Regions from separate parts of the Homo sapiens genome. Here regions 2, 3 and 4 are each linked to region 1. The links are chromatin loops, found by intact Hi-C in ENCODE. Cell type or tissue: mammary epithelial cell. All regions are shown on one strand. Region 1 overlaps SPATS2 (spermatogenesis associated serine rich 2). Region 2 has its middle 6.1 kb from the start of PRPH. Region 3 overlaps TROAP (trophinin associated protein). Region 4 has its middle 13 kb from the start of MCRS1.

What was found. Peaks named below come from ENCODE experiments on the same cell type or tissue, not always from the same donor. Only the 100,000 strongest peaks of a DNase experiment are listed, where the experiment ranks them.
Region 2: it touches region 1 in a loop (11-fold over the local background); 38 of 110 quality-filtered maps call a loop at or near these places.
Region 3: it touches region 1 in a loop (12-fold over the local background); 20 of 110 quality-filtered maps call a loop at or near these places.
Region 4: a loop joins it to region 1, with 7 times the contacts of the local background. A loop is called at or near these places in 8 of 110 quality-filtered maps.

Annotation. Positions count from the first base shown.
Region 1 is chr12:49,511,496-49,516,495 of GRCh38, reverse strand. It overlaps SPATS2 (spermatogenesis associated serine rich 2), which reads right to left. Exons shown (of 14, transcript NM_023071.4): 10 at 1,883-1,941. Among named protein-coding and RNA genes, the nearest start is that of KCNH3, 25 kb to the left of the region's middle. RefSeq lists a silencer at 2,491-2,669. In mammary epithelial cell, a CTCF peak has its summit at 2,212 (motif pointing right); DNase peaks (open chromatin) are centred at 1,035, 2,255 and 4,885; H3K27ac peaks cover 423 bases.
Region 2 is chr12:49,286,548-49,291,547 of GRCh38, reverse strand. No RefSeq gene overlaps it. Among named protein-coding and RNA genes, the nearest start is that of PRPH, 6.1 kb to the left of the region's middle. In mammary epithelial cell, a CTCF peak has its summit at 3,040 (motif pointing left); a DNase peak (open chromatin) is centred at 2,407.
Region 3 is chr12:49,329,601-49,334,600 of GRCh38, reverse strand. TROAP (trophinin associated protein) reads right to left here. Exons shown (of 15, transcript NM_005480.4): 12 at 4,610-4,744; 13 at 3,658-4,456; 14 at 3,194-3,387; 15 at 2,870-3,028. The coding sequence ends at 2,984. It overlaps C1QL4 (complement C1q like 4), which reads left to right. Exons shown (of 2, transcript NM_001008223.2): 2 at 1,368-2,192. The coding sequence ends at 1,547. Among named protein-coding and RNA genes, the nearest start is that of C1QL4, 5.1 kb to the left of the region's middle. RefSeq lists an enhancer at 3,630-4,131. In mammary epithelial cell, a CTCF peak has its summit at 2,802 (motif pointing left); no DNase peak of the experiment used is centred here; H3K27me3 peaks cover 272 bases.
Region 4 is chr12:49,578,527-49,583,526 of GRCh38, reverse strand. It overlaps a transcript of FAM186B not described here. Among named protein-coding and RNA genes, the nearest start is that of MCRS1, 13 kb to the right of the region's middle. RefSeq lists enhancers at 1,072-1,121, 1,222-1,271. In mammary epithelial cell, a CTCF peak has its summit at 2,820 (motif pointing right); a DNase peak (open chromatin) is centred at 2,816.

The sequences.
Region 1 (5,000 bases):
GACCTCGTGATCAGCCCGCCTCGGCCTCCCAGAGTGCTGGGATTACAGGCGTGACCCACTGCACCCGGCCAAAATTTTCTATTAATATAAAAGATGTATTAATATTCTTAAAAGCACCTTCTTTTTTTTTAATTTCAAGACAGGGTCTTGCTCTATCGCCCAGGCTGGAGTACAGTGGTGCAATCACAGCTCACTGCAGCCTCGACCTCCTGGGCTCAAGTGATCCTTCCACCTCAGCCTCTCAACTAACTAGGACTACATGTAGCACATGACCCCATGCCTGATTTATATATATATATATATATATATATATATATATATATATATATTTTTTTTTTTTTTTTTTTTTTTTTTTTTGAGATGGAGTCTTGCTCTGTTGCCAGGCTGGAGTGCAGTGGCGCAATCTCGGCTCACTGCAACCTCTGCCCCCTGGGTTCAAGTGATTCTCCTGCCTCAGCCTCCCGAGTAGCTGGGACTACAGGCGTGTGCCACCATGCCCAGCTAATTTTTGTATTTTTAGTAGAGACGGGGTTTTATCATGTTGGCCAGGATGGCCTCGATCTCCTGACCTCGTGATCTGCCCGCCTCAGCCTCCCAAAGTGCTGGAATTACAGGCATGAGCCACTGCGCCCAGCCTTATTTCTTATTTTTTGTAGAGACGAGGTTTCACTATGTTGCCTAGGCTGGTCTCAAACTCCTGGGCTCAGGTGATCCGCCCAAAGTGCTGGGATTATATGCGTGAGCCACCACGCCTGGCCTAAAAGGACCTTCTTCTCAAAACTAAGAAATATGTCTTCTTAGTGGTTTTAGTTTATCTGCATTTCCATTTTCAAAAAGAGAATATACAGATAAAATAATGGACTGAAATGTCAAATTTAGAAACTCAAAATATATTGCTCAATGTAATGAAATCTCACCTCTGAAAAACAGTGGAAGGCATCTCTGCTACATTCTCAAATTTTCAAGTTAAAATGGACCAAAGCTGAAGTCATTTCAGTGCTTCAAAGCTGCATCCTCTGGCCCGTGACCACACACACAAGTGATTTAACTGTGAGTCATGATCTCGACCTAGCCCAGCATTTCTATTCTTACCAGTTTGGGGGTGGGTTAAAATAAACAACTTTCCTAATAATTAATCTGGCGTTCAATGCAGGAAGATAAAACCTGCCACCGAAATGCCTCAAATCAATGCCATTGTACAAGTTGCAGTTGGTATTCCCTTGTCTTCGTGTAGCTGTGTATGTTTAACCTAACACTTAACAGAAATGATCAAAAAATAGGTATCTGTTTTTTCTGTACAAAACCCCACAAATCACCAAAGTTAGACTTCATTCCTCCAGAATCTATTTTAGTAAGCTTTCAAGAAACCTGGTATCTTGAACCCTCAATTCTCTAACTTTTCCCCTACCCATTGATAACAGACACTGAGTGAAGACTGTTCTATAAACTGAGAAAACAAAGAAAGTTCTGAGATAGGTAATGATAGGAGTATACACATACAATCGTAGGCAACCTAATGAAGTCTTCTCTGATTATGCTAAAGGTTTTTTTCCAAGTAGAAAAAATCCCAGTGGAATTGCTTAAACACTAGAGGAAGAAACAAAATAAAATAAAAACCTGGTGGCAGATACCGTGATGCAGTCTCTTATACACTGAACTCTGCATTCAAAATATTAAGATTTGGAAATATTTTTAAAACAGGCTCTTTAAAGTTATTTCACCTGAAAGGATTCATATGCCAGTACAGTGCAACTGCTTAAGATTATTTAAATATATAAACTCTTATTATGGTATTTATATGGAACTTTTGTTATAAGGGTTGGGAAGTAGGTACCTACTATTTATGAAGGTAATAGCTTTAATTAAAGATCAATCATCTTACTTGCTTCAGCTTTCACTTTGTCCATTTCAGCAAGCAACGCCACTTCTCGATCCATTAAACTAGGAAAAGATGACAAAGGAATAAAAAGTTTGATCAGAAACTCAAATACAAAATTAGCACATTATTAATAGTAAAGAAAGACCAGTGAGTTTGTTTGCTAAAAGCATACTAAAAAATAATATTGTATGGATCACATACAAATTCTGATGTCTTACTCTCAACAAAGAATATTTTAAGATTTTCCCATAAATAAAATAAATAGACCCAATTCCCTTTTATATTGCAATATTGGTACATTGCAGCAGTACACCAATTGTAGACGTCTAAGAGTTGAGAACCAGCAGATGGCAGTAGCAAGCTACAAAACACATTTTTTAGTAAGCTGTGCTAAAGCAAAAGTCCGTGTGGAAATTACTTACTTAACCATGTATGTACTCACATACTTTTTTTTTTTTTTTTGAGACGGAGTCTCGCTGTCTCCTAGGCTGGAGTGCAGTGGCGCGATCTTGGCTCACTGCAAGCTCCGCCTTCCGGGTTCACGCCATTCTCCTGCCTCAGCCTCCCGAGTAGCTTGGACTACAGGCGCCCGCCACCACGCTCGTCTATTTTTTTTGTATTTTTAGTAGAGATGGGGTTTCACCGTGTCAGCCAGAATGGTCTCGATCTCCTGACCTCGTGATCCGCCCGCCTCGGCCTCCCAAAGTGCTGGGATTACAGGTGTGAGCCACCGCGCCCGGCCTGTACTCATACTTTTTATATTTATATTTTGGTCTATAAAATTTGATGGCCTTGCATCTAATTAATTTTTACCAAGCAATATCCCCACTAGGGCATAGTAAATTTATCCATGATTAGGACTTGTATGTCTTCAACAGCTGACCATGGTTGCACCAAGTCCACTTACATTTTAGTACTTAGAATGCAAAGTAGTCAAAAGATAGACATATAGTGTGCTAGTTTCTGAGAAACACATAATAGTAACTAGGAAGGATGGAATTACAGATTTCTGGTAGGCTTTTTACAGAAAAAGAACATTAAATAGGCAATTAGAATTTTTTCCACTGCAAATATAAATGGTTTATAGGCACATAAAGCTTTTCCATGTTGTTATAAAAGAGCCCACAGCCTTCAATGTATAAGGAGACAGTAGTACCCTAGTATTCAACCTCTGGATGAAAATAATTTTCCTTACCATATCGGTTTTGCTTTGTGGTGGCAAAAAGAAAAAAAAATCTAGAATGTTAATACTTGCACAAACATGCAATGTTCCAACTTTCTTCAAATTTGGAGTTCATTCTGATTTCTCCTTTTGAAGGGGAATATAACTACAGGGTAAATAAAAGTTCCACTCTTGTTTCTGGTTGTAATCACACTCAAACACACACACACACACACACACACACTCTTTCTCTCTCGCTCTAATTCAATTTAGCTCAATACATAGTTATGTTAGCACAAAGTAGTTAATGTGGAGACTATAGTGTGAGACATACAAAAATGTCTAAGGCAGGGTCATTTCCTCAAGGAGCAAATCTTTTATAGGGAAGTGCCAGAGAACATAGGTTTGATAATCGTTACGCATGATGTTAATAAACAGACTTGTAACTAAACAAATTTGGTTGACATATTAATCCAAAAGCATCAAACTGGAGAGAAGATACAATTATTGTGGGGTAGCAATACTTTGCTAAGAAAGCATTTCCCAAACCTTGGCAATATTTTGCTCCAAGAACTCTAGCAGCATTGGAATACCTAAAAGACAAAACAAAAGCACAACTGAGACAGGAGCTGCCAGGCCTACAGTTTGACATTACCTCTCTTATGTTGCCAAATCACCTTAAGATGCAGACGCTGTGTCCATCAGATGACAAATCCTTTTTCTCTGACAAAGCTTGTAAAATATTTATTAAAAGACTACAGCAAACAAGTAAGCCTTTTGCAGCTTACAATCTATTATGAGAAGTAGAATGTCAGATGACACTTTTAGCAAGGTCTGCATCAACACAATCAGGCTTTTTTGTGGAAATTTGTGCTAGTACATTCTGATAGCATTTTTTTTTCCCTGTGAGAATCACTAGTGTTCATTTAAATAAACTTTGTTTTTGATTAACTCGGTGATCACAAGAAATTCATAGGACTGTGCATGGACAACCATATAACCCCTCCATTAAAAAAAAACTAGCTTATAATATATCCAGCTACCATGTACCCACAAAAATTAAAATTAAAATACATATATTAGCTTATGTTTTCATGCCAAAAAACAATGAAAAGCAGTAAGAACTTCTGTTTCTTTTTGTTTGTTGTTTGTCATGTTGCCATCTATTGATAACATCTAGTGAAAAGTCCTATGATGTCAGCCCAGGGTTAAACAAGAGAATCTACTAGTTAACTGATGCTGATATATTTCTCAGAGAAAAGGTTGATCAGCACTTATAATTCTCCATTAAAATTTTTACATCTTTAAAATACAAAAATGAATGTCAAAATTTAATAGTAAATTTCTTATTAAAAGCACATCAAAAAAGTAAATTATATAATGGCATTATAGTTGTATAGAAGAATGACCTATTTTTAGGTTATTTATGCTAAAGCATTTAGGGGTGACATGTCATCTACATCTGCAAATTCCAAATGGTTCCACCAAAATATTATACACACACACAGCAAATACACTGTCATTATACCATCCTTTCAACTTTTCTATATATCTGAAAGTTTTAATAATAAAAAGTTAGTGAAATGTTGGCATCACAAAATAAATGGAGAAGGTGGGACAAGTTCAAAGTGGAAAGTAGGTTAGGTGTAAGGATAACAACATAGGCATTTTTTACAATTAAAAACAATAATCTATTGTAACACAACTTTTAACACAGAAACTTAAGCTAAAGTTTTCCATCTGTTTCTGAGCTAAACAATGGTTCCAGTATGTATGTGTGGCCAAGAGGTTCAAAAGTACCTGTGGTGTGAGGTAATGGTTTTTAGATGCCAGAAAGGCAAGCAATGAGTCCTCCCAGAGAGTGATGAAAGGCTCATTCAGACTCTCTATTACCTTGCTCACTCCAATACCTCAGGGTACTAAGCTTCTCTCAAGGCTTTCTTGAATGGAAATATGCCA
Region 2 (5,000 bases), 220 kb after region 1:
TTTCATTATGTAGGTCAAGCTGGTCTCGAACTCCTGATCTCAAATGGTCCGCCTGCCTCGGCCTCCCAAAGAGCTGGGATTACAGGCGTGAGCCACCACGCCTGGCCAAGAGTGCTATTAAATGTCAGGCCACGGGCTCAAAGCTGGATTAGGAGGGCATGTAGGCAAGAGAGAGTGGGAGATTGGGAGAGTAAAGAGATCCATGGCTGGCCAAAGAACAGTCATAGAACAAAGACATGCCAGTGGAGCACAGTGGTTTACGCCTGTAATCCCAGCACTTTGGGAGGCTGAGGCGGGCGGATCACAAGGTCAGGAGATCAAGACCATCCTGGCTAACATGGTGAAACCCTGTCTCTACTAAAAATACAAAAAATTAGCCGGGCGTGGTGGCGGGCACCTGTAGTCCCAGCTACTGGAGAGGCTGAGGCAGGAGAATGGTGTGAACCCAGGAGGTGGAGCTTGCAGTGAGCGGAGATCGCGCCACTGCACTCCAGCCTGGGTGACAGAGCGAGACTCCATCTCAAAAAACAAACAAACAAATTAGCCGGGCGTGGTAGCATACGCCGGTAATCCCAGCTACTTGGGAGGCTGAGGAAGGAGAATCTATTGAACCCGGGAGGCAGAGGTTGCAGTGAGCCAAGATCGCGCCACTTCACTCCAGCCTGGGCGACAGAGTGAGACTCTGTCTCAAAAAAAAAAAAAAAAAAAAAAAAAAAAGACATGCTAAGCTCCTCCCAGCCTTACCCTCTGCTTCAGCACATCCCTAATACTTGCATCTGTCAGCTGGGGTCTCTGCCTCTCCGGGTCTAGGATTGACACAAACCTCCACTCCAGGCCAGGCGAAGTGGCTCGCACCTGTAATCCCAGCACTTTGGGAGGCCAAAGCAGGCAGATCGCTTGATCCTAGAAGTTCAAGACCAGTCCTGGGCAACATGGAGAAACCCCATCTCTACAAAACACACAAAAATTAGCCAGGCATGGTGGCATACACCTGTAGTCCCAGCTACTTGGAAGGCTGAGGTGGGAGGCTCACCTGAGCCCAGGAGGTCAAGGCTGCTGTGAACTGTGACTACACCACTGTACTCCAGCCCCAGTGACTGAGATCCTATCTCAAAATAAATAAATAAATAACCAGCCAGGCGCTGTGGCTCACGCCTGTAATCCCAGCACGTTGGGAGGCCGAGGCGGGCAGATCATGAGGTCAGATCGAGACCATCCTGGCTAACACGGTGAAACCCCGTCTCTACTAAAAATACAAAAAAGTAAACCGGCATGGTGGCGAGCGCCTGTAGTCCCAGCTACTCAGGAGGCTGAGGCAGGAGAATGGCGTGAACCCGGGAGGCGGAGCTTGCAGTGAGCCGAGATTGCGCCACTGCACTCCAGCCTGGACGACAGAGCAAGACTCCGTCTCAAAAATAAAAATTAAAAAATTTAACAAAACAAAATAAAAATTAAAAAACTAAACCTCCACTCCACATCCTAGGTGAAGTCCAGGGTCCTCTCCAGGATTCCTTTGTCTTCCCAGCTTTATTTTATTTTTATGTATTTATTTATTTTATTATTATTATTATTAATTATTATTATTATTGTTACTACTATTATTTTTTGAGACGGAGTCTCGCTTTGTCACCGGGCTGCAGTACAGTGGTGCGATCTTGCCTCACTGCAAACTTCGCCTCCGGGGTTCAAGCGATTCTCCTGCCTCAGCCTCCCAAGTAGCTGGGACTACATCCTGGGCACGCCACCACACCCAGCTAATTTTTGTATTTTTAGTAGAGATGGGTTTCACCATGTTGGCCAGGATGGTCTCCATCTCTTGGCCTCGTGATCTGTCCGCCTTGGCCTCCCAAAGTGCTGGGATTACAGGCATGAACCACAGCCCCCGGCCTATTTTATTTTTATTTTTTGAGAAGGATCTCACTCTGTCACCCAGGTTGGAATGCAGTGGTGCAGTCTCAGCTCACTACAACTTCCGCCTCCCAGGCTCAAACGATCCTCCTGCCTCAGTCCTTGAGTAGCTGGGGTTGCAGGAGCGCACCACCACGCCTGGCTAATTTTTTTCTACTTTTGGTAGAGAGGGGGTTTCACCATGTTGCCCAGGCTGATCTCAGACTACTGAGCTCAGGCAATCCACCCACCTCGGCCTCCCAAAGTGCTGGGATTACAATCGTGAGCCACCATGCCTGGCCCCCCAGCTTTATTTTTGAGTCCCTAGCTCCAAGTCCTCGCTGCTCCTGAATTGCCTGACTTTATAGTTGCTCTTGCGATGTCCCAGATGTGGAACTCAGCACTGTTCCTTGGTCCCTGTGGTCCTATTTCCCCATCACTTAGGTAAGACCTGAGGCTCAGAGGGACCAAGTTGCATGTCTGAGCTTGTACAGTGAGCTAGTGGTGGTTTCCTCTGGAAGGGCGCGTCCTGGTTGATCAGGCCCTGAGTGGCCCTGCTGGTGTTCTTCACTCTATGCCTGCAGGACCCAAGGTGAGCCTCAGCCGGAAGGGATCCAGCACCACACTTTTGAAGGTAGACTCTCCCAGCCCAGTTTGGCTGCAGGGTCCCCACTGACAGAGTGGCTTTACCAGAGTGGAACTCTTTCCCATTATCTCCACCTGGGGCTCCACTGCTTCCAGTTAGGGAGCACTGTGGGCATCCCTGCCAGCTCATCCCTTCTCTCACTGTATCACATAGTGATACAGTGCTAGGTCTAACACATTTATTTAATCACTCCTAATCCTCACAGTAACCCTATGACATAGGTACTATTACTATTCCCACTTCATAGTTGAAGAAACTGAGGCACAGCGAGGTTAAGTAACTTTCCTAAGGTCACACAGCTAGTAACTGGTAATCTGTTTATATGTCTGCCTCTGACTTTCCGCTCCCTGACAATATGATCTTTGAGGGCAACGATAAGATCGTACTGATCTTTTTGTCCGTGGTGTCTGCGGCGGGACCTAGGTCAATTGAATGCGTGTGAGGCACCCAAAAAATCTCTTTGTTGGTGGCCCCTAAAATAAAGCGAGGTATGTTGCTGCCACCTTCTGGTCAGAAGTCAGAATGACGTGCTGACGTGTTCAGTCTGCATCTATGTTGAGTTCAAGACTCAAGGATCCTGGAACACTGGAATTTGGGGAATACTTCAAAACTTATTGTGATTTCTTTTTTTGTTTGTTTGTTTGTTTACAGATGACATTTATCCAAGGGAGTGTAAAATAGAGTCAGAGAAGCACTGGTATGAGGAGTTTGGAGCCCTCATTCCATTCATTCCCTGAGTTCTAGGAGCCTCCTCTGTTCCTCCAGAAGCCAAAAGACAGGGCAGGAAGACAAAATCTTTCCGCAACTCCTCACCATTCTCTGTTGTGCCCACAATCTCCGGTTCCACCCTCACTGTAAAATCACGTCTCCATCCGCCTGCTTGATCTTTCAGCCAGCCGCTCCTCAGCTGGAGAATGGGAAATAATGGGCTGTGCCAGCAAGCCACACTCCAAGGGCAGAGTGCTCAGTGAACCTGTTCAAAGTGTGGCCTGGGCAGCTGCCTGAGGGTCACCCGGGCCATGAAAAGGCAGGCCCCTGGGTCCTACCCACATCTTCTGAATCTTTAGAAGGGCATTGACAAATGCTCTACTGATTTTTAAGTATTCCTGGATTAAGATATTTTTTCTTTAAATTGTCCATCTTTTACTCTATTTTATCTTGAAAAAAATCAAACCCAGGACAAAGTTGAAAGAATGCTGCTATGAACACCAATATATCCTTCCCTTGGATTTACCAGTTGTCAATGTTTTGCCACAATTCCTCTGGAAGTGTTAGACATCATTATATTTAATCTCTGAATACATTAGCATGTAACTCCAAAGAACAAGGACATTTTCCTACATAACCACAGTAGGATTAGCCCACTGAAGACATTTAACATCGATTTGCCTTTATTTGTGTAAAAAAATTTTGTAACTAACAAAAAAGAAATTTAACACTGATATAACAGTATTATCTAATACACAGCCCATATTCAAATTCCCTCAATTGCCCCAATAACATTCTTTATAGCTATTTCCATGCAATCTAGGACTTGAAAATCATGAATTGTATTCAGTCATCACCCGAGCAGAAGGGTAAGGCTGGGGATGAGCTTGGCATGTTTGAAGAATTGCAGAAAGTTCAGTGAGGCTGGCGCGAGGCAGATGAGGGAAGAGAGCGGGAAAGGTGAGGTTAGAGGCATGGCAAGGAGTCAAAGATCACGAGGCTTTTAAAATCAGAGTAAAGAGTTTATTTTAAATGCAATGAAAAGCCATTAGAGGGTTTGAAGCAGGGAATGACTTAATCTGATTTATAATTTTTGTTTTGTTTTGTTTTGTTTTTGAAATGGAGTCTCGCTCTGTCGCCAGGCTGGAGTGCAGTCGTGCGATCTTGGCTCACTGCAACCTCTGCCTCCCAGGTTCAGGTGATTCTCCTGCCTCAGCCTCCCGAGTAGCTGGGACTACAGGAGCGTGCCACCACACACAGCTAATTTTTTTGTATTTTTAGTAGAGGTGGGGTTTCACCATGTTGGCCAGAATGGGCTCGATCTCCTGACCTAGTGATCTGCCCGCCTCGGCCTCCCAAAGTGCTGGAATTACAGGCATGAGCCACCTTGCTCCGCCCTGATTTAGGATTTTAAAAGGTCAATCTGAAGACAATTTCAGAGTTGGGACATTCTATAAGACAACTAGTCCTAGACTCTTTAAAAAGTTAAGGTCAAGGCCAGGCACGGTGTCTCACACCTGTAATCCCAGCACTTTAGGAGGCCTAGGTGGGCGGATCACCTGAGGTCGGGAGTTGGAGACCAGCCTGATCAACATGGCGAAACCCTGTCTCTACTAAAAATACAAGAAAAAAAAAGTTAATGCCAAAATAATAATAATAATAATAATAATAATAAGTTTATATCATTTTTTGTTGGTGTTTTTTGGAGCTTTCATAACAAATTACCACAAACTTGGTGGCTTAGAACAACAAAAATGTA
Region 3 (5,000 bases), 180 kb after region 1:
TCTTCAGTGCGGGCGCTGCGGCCCTGGGGACGGTAAATAGTGATTAGAATAATGATGAATAATTAATGAGTTAATAACCAGCCCCTGTGGGACTCTCTAGAAGAGGGGGGCTGAAGGCCCGAAGCGACCGCCATGAGCCCGGAGGGGAGGAAGTGCTCCCTGTTCTGGCAGAAGACGACCCCCCACGCCTGGGCACCAGTGGGTGCTTGGTCGGGAAATCCGCGCCCACAGGCGAGAGCGCAACAGTGCACCTTATCATGGCCCGCACCCTATGCACACGCACAGGCACACCTATGCCCCACCACTGGGGAAGCCAACCCTCCATGAGGACTGACAGGAGGTCCCAGCCGGTTCAGAATTTTAGAAATTATCCTATAGGCAAAATTTTATTTTATTTTATTTATTTTTTGAGACAGTTTCGCTCTTGTTGCCGAGGCTGGAGTGCAATGGCGCTATCTCGGCTCACGGCAACCTCTGCCTCCTGGGTTCAAGCGATTCTCCGACCTCGGCCTCCCGGGTAGCTGGGATTACAGGCATGTACCACCACGCCCAGCTAATTTTGTATTTTTAGTAGAGACGGGGTTTCTCCATGTTAGTCAGGCCGGTCTCGAACTCCCGATCTCAGATGATCTGCCGGCCTCGGCCTCCCAAAGTGCTGGGATTACAGGTATGAGCCACCGCGCCTGGCCGACAAATTTTATTTTTAAAATGAGAATAGTAATTTGAAAATGCATTAAAAATAATTTAAGAATGGAAACCACTGAGCCAGGCGCGGTGGCTCACGCCTGTAATCTCAGCACTTTGAGAGGCTGAGGTGGGTGGATCACCTGAGATCAGGAGTTCGAGACCAGCCTGGCCAACACAGTGAAACCCCGTCCCTACTAAAAATAGAAAAAATTAGCTGGGCGTGGTAGTAGGCGTCTGTAATCCCAGCTACTAGGGAGGCTGAGGCAGGAGAATCGCTTGAACCCGGGAGGTTGCAGTAAGCCGAGATCGTGCCATTGCACTCTAGCCTGGGCAAAAAGAATGAAACTCCATCTCAAAAAAAAAAAAAAAAGCAAACCACTCTTCTGAACACACTTCACATGTAGTAATTCACTTAATCTTAACACCCTATGAGGTGGGTTCTATTATTGTCCCTCACTTTATAAATCAACTCGAGGTCCAGAAAAGGCGTGGTATTTGCTCCGCGTCACACAGCTAGTGAATGGCAGAGCTGGAGCAACTCCGTGATGTCCTACCCTCCTCCCTGGTCCTCCCCAGCCCCTGCGGCGGCTGCCCGGCCGCCTTCGCACGCCCAGCCGCCCCGACCCCTCTCGTCACCCCAGCTCCACACAGAGCATGAGCAGGTTCTTCTCCCTCGATAGGTCCGGGCCAGCGCCATTGCTCAGGACGCGGACCAGAACTACGACTACGCCAGCAACAGCGTCATTCTGCACCTGGACGTGGGCGACGAGGTCTTCATCAAGCTGGACGGCGGGAAAGTGCACGGCGGCAACACCAACAAGTACAGCACCTTCTCCGGCTTCATCATCTACCCCGACTGAGCCGGCCCCGCCCCGTGCCCCCGCTCGCCCCTTCTCTCCCGTCCTCACCCACCTCCTGCCCGCCCCACCCGAGGCGCCACCCCACCCTTTGAGAGCCTGGCGGTGGGGTGGACCCTTCCGTTCCCGGAGGCGGCCTAAATGGGCGAACTCTTGGTGCTCAAGGGTATAAGTGGCCGGGAAGAGGAGGAGACCCGGCCAGAGGAGCAGAGCGACTTCCGGAGGGATCACCCGCACCCAAGTGCGCGCTGGACCCCATAGGGGCAGAGGTCGTGGCTTTCTCTTTTGTACAGAGATGGGGAGCAGTTTTAATAGCGGGACTCAGAGGCCCAGAAAGCCGGAGGGAAGCCCCCGCAGCTTGCGAGGGAAATAACAGAAACAGGAGGAGCCCATTTAGGCAAGAGAAGACATTAAAACAGGGTAGTGCAGGTTCTCCGTCACAACTTTCTCTCGCCACCCTCTCGTCCCCTCGTCTCCACTTTCAGGCTCAGGCTCCAGCCTTGGCAGCCTTCCTGTGAACTGGAGGAACCAGTGAATTCTTTCCTGGCATTTAAAACGCATTCTGTACAGTCCCCATTCCCCCCTATCCGGACTAGGCCCTGGGGCTACAGCTGCTGCTGCCTCTTCTAATAAAGTGAGGTTGGGGGATTGTGTGTGGCTGCTTAACTTGGTGCATAGACTGGGGGGAAAGTGGCGGACCCTTTCCCTCATTCCTCTAAAGAGCTCCTACCGTGCTGTCAGTCCCTGCCAGAGGCAAAGTTTTAGTTAATTCCAGGCAAGGCCTGCCTCTGGCAGAAAAGGGGTGTGTGTGTGCTTCTACTCTGCTATGGGGAGGAAGAAGGATGGTCTGTTTCAGGAGAGCTTTGGGGCCTCACGCTGTAGGTGGAGGGAGACACCAGCCTAATAAGGGAAGAGTCCAAAGGTCTGGGTCTGGTGCTTCTGCTTTTCTGCCCAATGCACGCAGAGAGTTCTAGAAGAGGAGCTCTAGGGGGTGAAGGAGTCGTCTAGGGCTCCTGCAAGCTAAGTGAGACTGATCTCAAAAAGCAAGGGGAACAGGGGTTCCAATTGCCCGCCAACATATTTACAGAGCTTGCGAGGGAGTGGGCTTGGCAGGAGTGGGAGGCTCAGAGCTTGCAAGGGGGTGGGCTAGGCAGGAGTGGGTTTCCTCCTTCCCTTTCAGGATTCAGGACGGCTTCTGGATGGGAGCCTGGGGGATCCCAAGAGCCCAGGGCTGGCCTCTGAGCTGGAGGACACTGCCATCCTGTGGGCAGTGGGAGAGTGACAGCAGTAGCTGGCCTGTTTGGACACTTAGCTAGACACGTGGATACTTTAGAAACTTTATTGAGGACAAAAGTGGGCGGCTCCCAGTCCCATGGGCAGACCGACAATAAATAAGGGCTAAAAGGAAGAAGTACGGCAGGGCAGGAGTGGTTGTCTCATCATGGAGAGCCCTGGGGGGCAGCAGAACCAACTGGAATGAAACACTGGAGACAGAGAAGACCTTGTCACAGCTCAGCCAACCTTGCACTGTAGCCAAGCCTTCCTGCTGACCTCTCTGTGAAGAAGCCCAGGTGGCCCCCTGTCCCTGTTCCCCACCTCCCATCAGGCTCACTGTGCAGCCACAGCTGGGCTGTGGGTTGGAGTCTCACCAGGGCATCCTGCCATTCGAGTAATGTAGCCACAGGGTTGGTGCAGACCCGGGTGGGGCCTGAGGGAGGGGCTCGGCTGGTGTAAAAGGCACACTCATCGTCCAGACGAGCCTCGTGGAAGCAGTGGATGGCGGTTAAACACGATTTGAGGCGCTCCCTCAGGGCTAGGGTTCGAGGGGCCAGATTGCTGAGGCCTGAGGGGCATGGAAAATTTAGAGGGAGGTCTGGGGTCCTATACTTCCACCATGTACTGTCCTCTCCTCCTCCCCCACCAACGGCCAAGCCAATTAGGAGCACAGGGCTGGAAGTGCAGCCCCTCCCCTCTTCCTGAGGGAGAGCCAGGCTGGGCCAGGGTGGAAGGTGTGGAAGCATGAGATTGCCTGGGGTAGGGGCAGGGCAGGTGTGCAGCTCACAGTGAGGTGAGGACCTCTTGTGTTCACACTCCTTCCCAGCCAACTCCTTACCTGCCTGGCCTGCTGGGGGTCTCAAAGACTGGAGTGAGCAGATAGGGGGGCTGGCACAAAGCGGGTGTTGGGAAGAGAAGATCAGGCTGGTGGTTGCTGGAGCCCACTGACTGCAGCAGGGTGGTAGACTGGACTCTAGACTTCTATGTTCCAGGGTGCAGGGCTCTGATGCCCCCAGCTCTACCCTAGGGCAGGGCCCTGGGGGTCCAGACTGCCCCTGGGTGCTGGGCTGAAGGGGCCCGGGTTCTGCTGGAGGGCAGGGCTCAGGTACCTCAAGCTGTTCCTGGCGAGAGGACTCCGGTATCTCAGGCTCAATCCTACAGTAGGACTCTAGGGGCCTGGGTTCTGCTGGAGGGCAGGGCTCAGGTACCTCAAGCTGTTCCTGGCGAGAGGACTCCGGTATCTCAGGCTCACTCCTACAGCAGGACTCTAGGGGCCTGGGTTCTGCTGGAGGGTAGGGCTCTGGTACTTCAAGCTGTTCCTGGAGGGAGGGCTCTGGTATCTCAGGCTCACTCCTACAGAAGGCCTCTGGGGGCCCAGGCTCTGCCGGAGGGCAGGGCTGTGGTTCCCCGCACTCCTCTGGAAGACAGGGCTTTGGCAGCCCTGAGTGTTTTAACAGTCCAGGAAGGTGGGAAGTCCCAGAGTTATGCTCTGTGGCATTCAGAGTTCTAGAAATCTCAGTCAGCAGGGGCTGAAGTTCAACCATATCCAGAGAAGAGCCTCCATTAAGAGGGACACACTGGCCCCCTACCAGCCCCTCTACTTCCTGTCTCAACAGCTGTTGCAGGATACCGATGCGCTGTGGTGGGAGAGAGCACCCCAGTGTGACATCAAGATGTGCGTTCAGTAGTCTACCCACACTGTCCTATTCCTGATCCCCCATCTCTTTTCCCTCTTCCTCAGCCCAGTCACTGTTCAATAGACATCAAAGCTGTTGGCCACACAGACTCACTTGAATCTTCACCTCCTGGAGGCTGGGGGTTCTGTTAGAGTGGGGTCCAGAAGGAGTGGCCACCGGTGGTTTCCCAGAACCCTCCAGTGACCTTATACAACTCTCCTGGTCAAACAACCGGACGGCAACCTGCTCCTGTCACCAAGGAACAAGGCACACAAGCAAGCCAGGCTGGGGCAGGAGAAAGACCAGCCTGAGTCCCACCCTCATGAGGAATGGATTGAAGCCCCTAACTGAGAGGCCCTAGATGTACATTAGGAGGGGCAGCAGAGAAGCAGTGAGAGTTAGGCAGCTTTTCCAGAGAGCACTTTCTAATTTTTAAAATTTTAGTGGAGACAGGGTCTCACTATGTTGCCCAGGCTGGTCTCAAAGATCTGAGCTCAAGCAATCC
Region 4 (5,000 bases), 67 kb before region 1:
CAGGACACATGCACAGCACAGCTGTGCTGGCCCTGGGCTGTTTCCAGCCTCTCGGGTCCCAGGCTCTTTCTTTTCTGGAGGCCTCACCCCAATGATACTTAACATCTTAAAATGCCCTCACACTAAATGTATCGCTCTAAATAATTAGAAAGCATTTTTATAACCTTGCTTCAGAAATTAACTGGCTATGAGTAAGTTATTTAATGTGTACTTAGCTGTGAGTGACATCTCAGCAATCAGAATGCACAGAGAAGAAATTGAACAAGTTTTATAAATGTAATGAGACTATTTTGAATATTAAATTTGACAGTGAATGAAACTGACAATATTATGTTTTATAAAGATTTCATACTATTCATACATTCTTTGTTTTTATATTTTGGCACCCATATTTTCAAAGGTTTCATGTTTTCACAGGCTCTTGGCACTGTGCTTAAGGGGCCTGGTGGCTGAACTTGCTCTGGTGATGGAGGACTTTGACCTTCTGCACGTCCTCTAGCGAGCTCTCTGGCAAGCATGCAGAGTGTCTGACATTCTTCTCCTGCTTTGGTAACAATTTCATCTTCTTAAAGGCAAAGAAAGCCTGCACGGGCCAAGCTGTGAAGCCAAGAGGGTTGGAAGACAAATATATATGTGTGTGTATCTTTGTGTATATATGTGTGTGTATGTATACGTTTGTGTATATATGTATGTATTTATGTAGCTGTGGATGTATTTATGTATGTATGTGCACATGTGTGTATATGTGTATGTGTGTGTATAAATGTGTATGTGTGTATACATGTATGTGTATGCATGTGTATATATGTGTAAGTGTGTGTGTGTGTGTGTGTGTCGGGTGTTTTTCTAGTGATGAGGTTCACTGATACTATACAGGAGCCTAATTTTTTTTAAGAGCAAAGTTGACATTTCTGGTCAATGTATTGCTTCTACCCCCAAAAAATTCAGGGAAGACAAGGCATGGGAAGGAGTATTTTTTTGAGCATTGCTTCAAGCCATATTCGGGGACTGGCCATAGCTCTGCTTGCATGGCCCACAGCCTCAGATGAGGAACCAAAACAAATGTGGAAGATGACATGGGAGAAGGGTCTACTCTGGCCTTGACTAACTGCAGAGGCATACAGTGGAAAGGAGAAAACCCCTTCAAAAACAACCCAGGCATAGAGCCAGGGAGGGGAAAGCCATGCATGGTCTGAAAAGTCAGAAAACAGATGAGCATGATTCTATGATCAGAGGAGTCACCTTCTCAAGAAGAGAAGATGTGTATGGCTGGGATGCTGTTAACTATCAAGTGAGGGCTTTGAAGGCAGGAATTTGAAGGTAGCTACATCTAACATGTTACAGGATCTGCCTCTAACAGGTGGGCAACATGCAGGAACAGACGTGGAATTTGAGTAGAGAGAGGGAATTGTACAAAAGAAATGGAAACTTGAAGATGCCAGAAATGAAAATCTTGCTGGGTGCAGTGGCTCACGCCTGTAATCCTAGCACTTTGGGAGGCCAAGGTGGGCGGATCATGAGGTCAAGAGATCGAGACAATCCTGGCCAACACGGTGAAACCCCGTCTCTACTAAAAACACAAAAATTAGCTGGCCATGGTGGCACGTGCCTGTAGTCCCAGCTACTTGGGGGGCTGAGGCAGGAAAATTGCTTGAACCCAGGAGGTGGAGGTTGCAGTAAGTTGAGATTGTGCCACTGCACTCCAGCCTGGTGACAGAGTGAGACTCTGTCTCAAAAAAAAAAAAGAAAAGAAAAGAAAAGAAAATCTTAACATCAGAGATATAGAAATCCTTTGGCAGGTTTATCAGCCAACTAGACAAAAGCAAGGCAAAAAAATATGTGAATTGAGGCAAGATCAATAGAAATTAGCCAACTATAACACAGAGAGAGTAAAAACAAAGCAACAAATCAGCAACCCCCAAACCAAACACCCAAGATGTGTGGGACAATACCAATGGTTTCACACACATGTGATCAAAGTCCCAGAAAAAGGGAGAAGAAATATTTAACAAGCTACTTGAAGAGATAATCACTGAGAATTTCCAAAATTAAAGACAAGAAGCCACAGATCCAAGGAGCTCAGAGAACTGAAGCAAGATAAATACAAAGGAAAACATACCTCAGCATATCATAGTCAAACCTGAAACCAAAGATGAGAGAACTTGAAAGCAGCCAGAAAGAAAAAGTTACCCAGTAAAGTAAAAAATAAAGCAGTCTTCTCAGGCAGTCTTGTAAGTTATGGGTCCACTAGATAACCCAGGAGCCTTCTAGAATATTCCTCCATTTGGGGGCAATTAGCTTAAGCAGGTAACATCCCAGCCAATTAGCCAATTAGGAGGCTGAGTGGCCTCCCATGCTCCAGTTCTACATATCCTGGCCCTGGCTCTTGTGTCACACCCTGCCCCTGCTCTCTGCACACCCTGGGAGGCCCTGCGCTGGCTGGTGGCTTCATCACCCCTCAAACACTATTTATTGCCTCTGAGCTGGGAGGAAGCTGAGCAGGTGGAGGCTGGATACACTAGTCACTGACCTCAGTGACCCTTGAGGCAGGCCCTGGGGTCTGACTGCTGCCTCACATTCTTTCCCAGGAGCTGAGCAGCCTGGAACAACCAAAGCCTGAGTCCAGCTAGTGCACCAGTCAGGGCGCTGCCACAGAGTTCACTGCCACAGGCAGCAGTGCTGTGAGCGGGCAGCTGCCAATGATTCAGGCCACCACTGGTCAAGAAGATTCGGTTTCCTCTCTCATCACCCCCAGGCTGTCTGTTAGGCGCCCCGTATCCTCACTCTCTGGAAGAGAGGAGAAGCCTTTCCTGCAGAAGCCACAAGGAGGCAGCAAAGTGCTTGTCTAAGGGCCTCAGCTGGCCTGGAGAGGGGCCGGGAATTCAAGAATTAGAAGGGAGGGAACTGCGGGAAGACTGACAGGAGGGGAGCTGGTGAGTTCCTGGGAAGGTGCAGGTGGAGCGTGGACAGCAAGTGCAGCAGAGGGAGAAGGCATTCCTGACCCATGCTGGGACACGGGGATCCTGCAGAGGACTCATGGTTGTGGAGTCTGCTCTCCCTTGGACTGGGGACCCTTCCTCCTCGCTTGATCGCCTACCCCCAGCAGGTCCTCTGCTCTGTATGGCACAGATCTATCCCTGCAAATGACCCTTTGGGCAGCAGTTTTTAGGAGCTCTGCCAGGAGGCCCTTCCCATGGACTTCCTCAAGCATGCAGCATGGCCCCATTGATTCATTTACTCATTCATTCATTCAACAAGTACCTATTAGGCACCTAACATGAGGCAGTGTTCTAGGTGTTAGGGATACTGTAGTGAGTAAAACAGATTTTTAAAAAGTGCTTTCATGGCCAGGTGCAGTGGCTCACGCCTGTAATCCCAGCACTTTCGGAGGCCGAAGCGGGCACATCATAAGGTCAGGAAATCGAGACCATCCTGGCTAACATGGTGAAACCCCATCTCCACTAAAAATAAAAAAAATTAGCCGGGCGTGGTGGCGGGCGCCTGTAGTCCCAGCTACTCGGGAGGCTGAGGCAGGAGAATGGCATGAACCCGGGAGGCGGAGGTTGTGTGAGCCATGATCGTGCCACTGCACTCCAGCCTGGGCGACTGAGCGAGACTCCATCTCAAAAAACAAACAAACAAACAAAAAACTGCTTTCACAAAGCTTACATTCTATGGGGGGAAAAGACAAGAAACAAAAATAAGTAGTAAAATGCACAGTTATGTCAGAACGTAAAAGGTTCCATGGAGAAACACAAATTTCAAGAGGGATAAGGCAGCAGAGTGCAGGGGAGTGGGTGTTACCATTTAAAGCAGAGAGGGCATGGCAGGACGTTTCAGTGAAGACTTGAAGCAGGTGAGGAGGTGAGCTGCGGGAAGGGCGTGCCAGGCAGGGAGAGCAGGCTGAGGTGAGAGCCTGCCTGGCACACTCAGGGGGCAGCAAGGTGCCCGGGGTACCTGGTGTGGGTGAGTGGGAGGGTGGGAGGAGCCACGTTGCAGAGGCCACTGGGAGGCCGGTCACACAAGGCCTTGTAGGCCACCGTAAGGACCTCTGTTCACCCGGAATGCAATGGGAGCCATTGCAGAATTCTAAGCAGAGAAGTGACATCATGTGCCCTTCAATTCAAGAGCATCGTCTGGCTGCAACCATGAGCATAGACTGGGAGCAGGGCGCAGGGAGACCAGCTGGAAGCTGTTTCAATTCCCACCCCATTCAGAAAGCCTAGTCATGAAGGCCGGACGTGGTGGCTCACGCCTGTAATCCCAGCACTTTGGGAGGCCGCGGTGGGTGGATCACCTGAGATTGAGTTTGAGACCAGCCTGGCCAACATGGTGAAACCCTGTCTCTACTAAAAAATACAAAACTTAGTCAGGCATGGTGGCAGGCACCTGTAATCCCAGCTTCTCAGGAGGCTGAGGCAGGAGAATCGCTTGAATTTGGGAAGTGGAGATTCAAGTGAGCCGAGATCATTGCACTCCAGCCGGAGAGACAAGAGTGAGACTCTGTCTCAAAAAAAAAAAAAAAATGCTTAGTCAATGAGCTCAGATGGCCCTTCCACCACGAAGCTTCCACTAATCCTCCCTAAGCCTCCCCTTCTCCTGGGGACGGGCTCTCCTGCCTTTGTGCGTGGATCTCTTCCAGCATTGGTCCATCTTGCCTTTGTTCTGGGATTATCGGTGAGCCTGTCCTCAACCCCACTAGACCTGAAACTCTTTAAGACGGATGCCCAGTTGCTCTCACAGCTGTAGCTTCCCCTCTACCCGGACCTTCAGAGGGCCATGCACACAGTAGAAACCAAGTCAAGCTTTCCCTAAGGAGTAAGTGCTCCCATCCCTCCTTGGCTGCCTCTGAGGCTTCTTCCGGGCTGTGTTTCTGCCTGGAGCACCACAATCGTTGTATTAAATGCTTGGCCACCATGACAGCCCTAGTGCCTTCTGTGAGCTGCATGTCACCGTCCCTCAGCACAGCCAGGTTTACAGGACACAGCTTGTCACCGGCC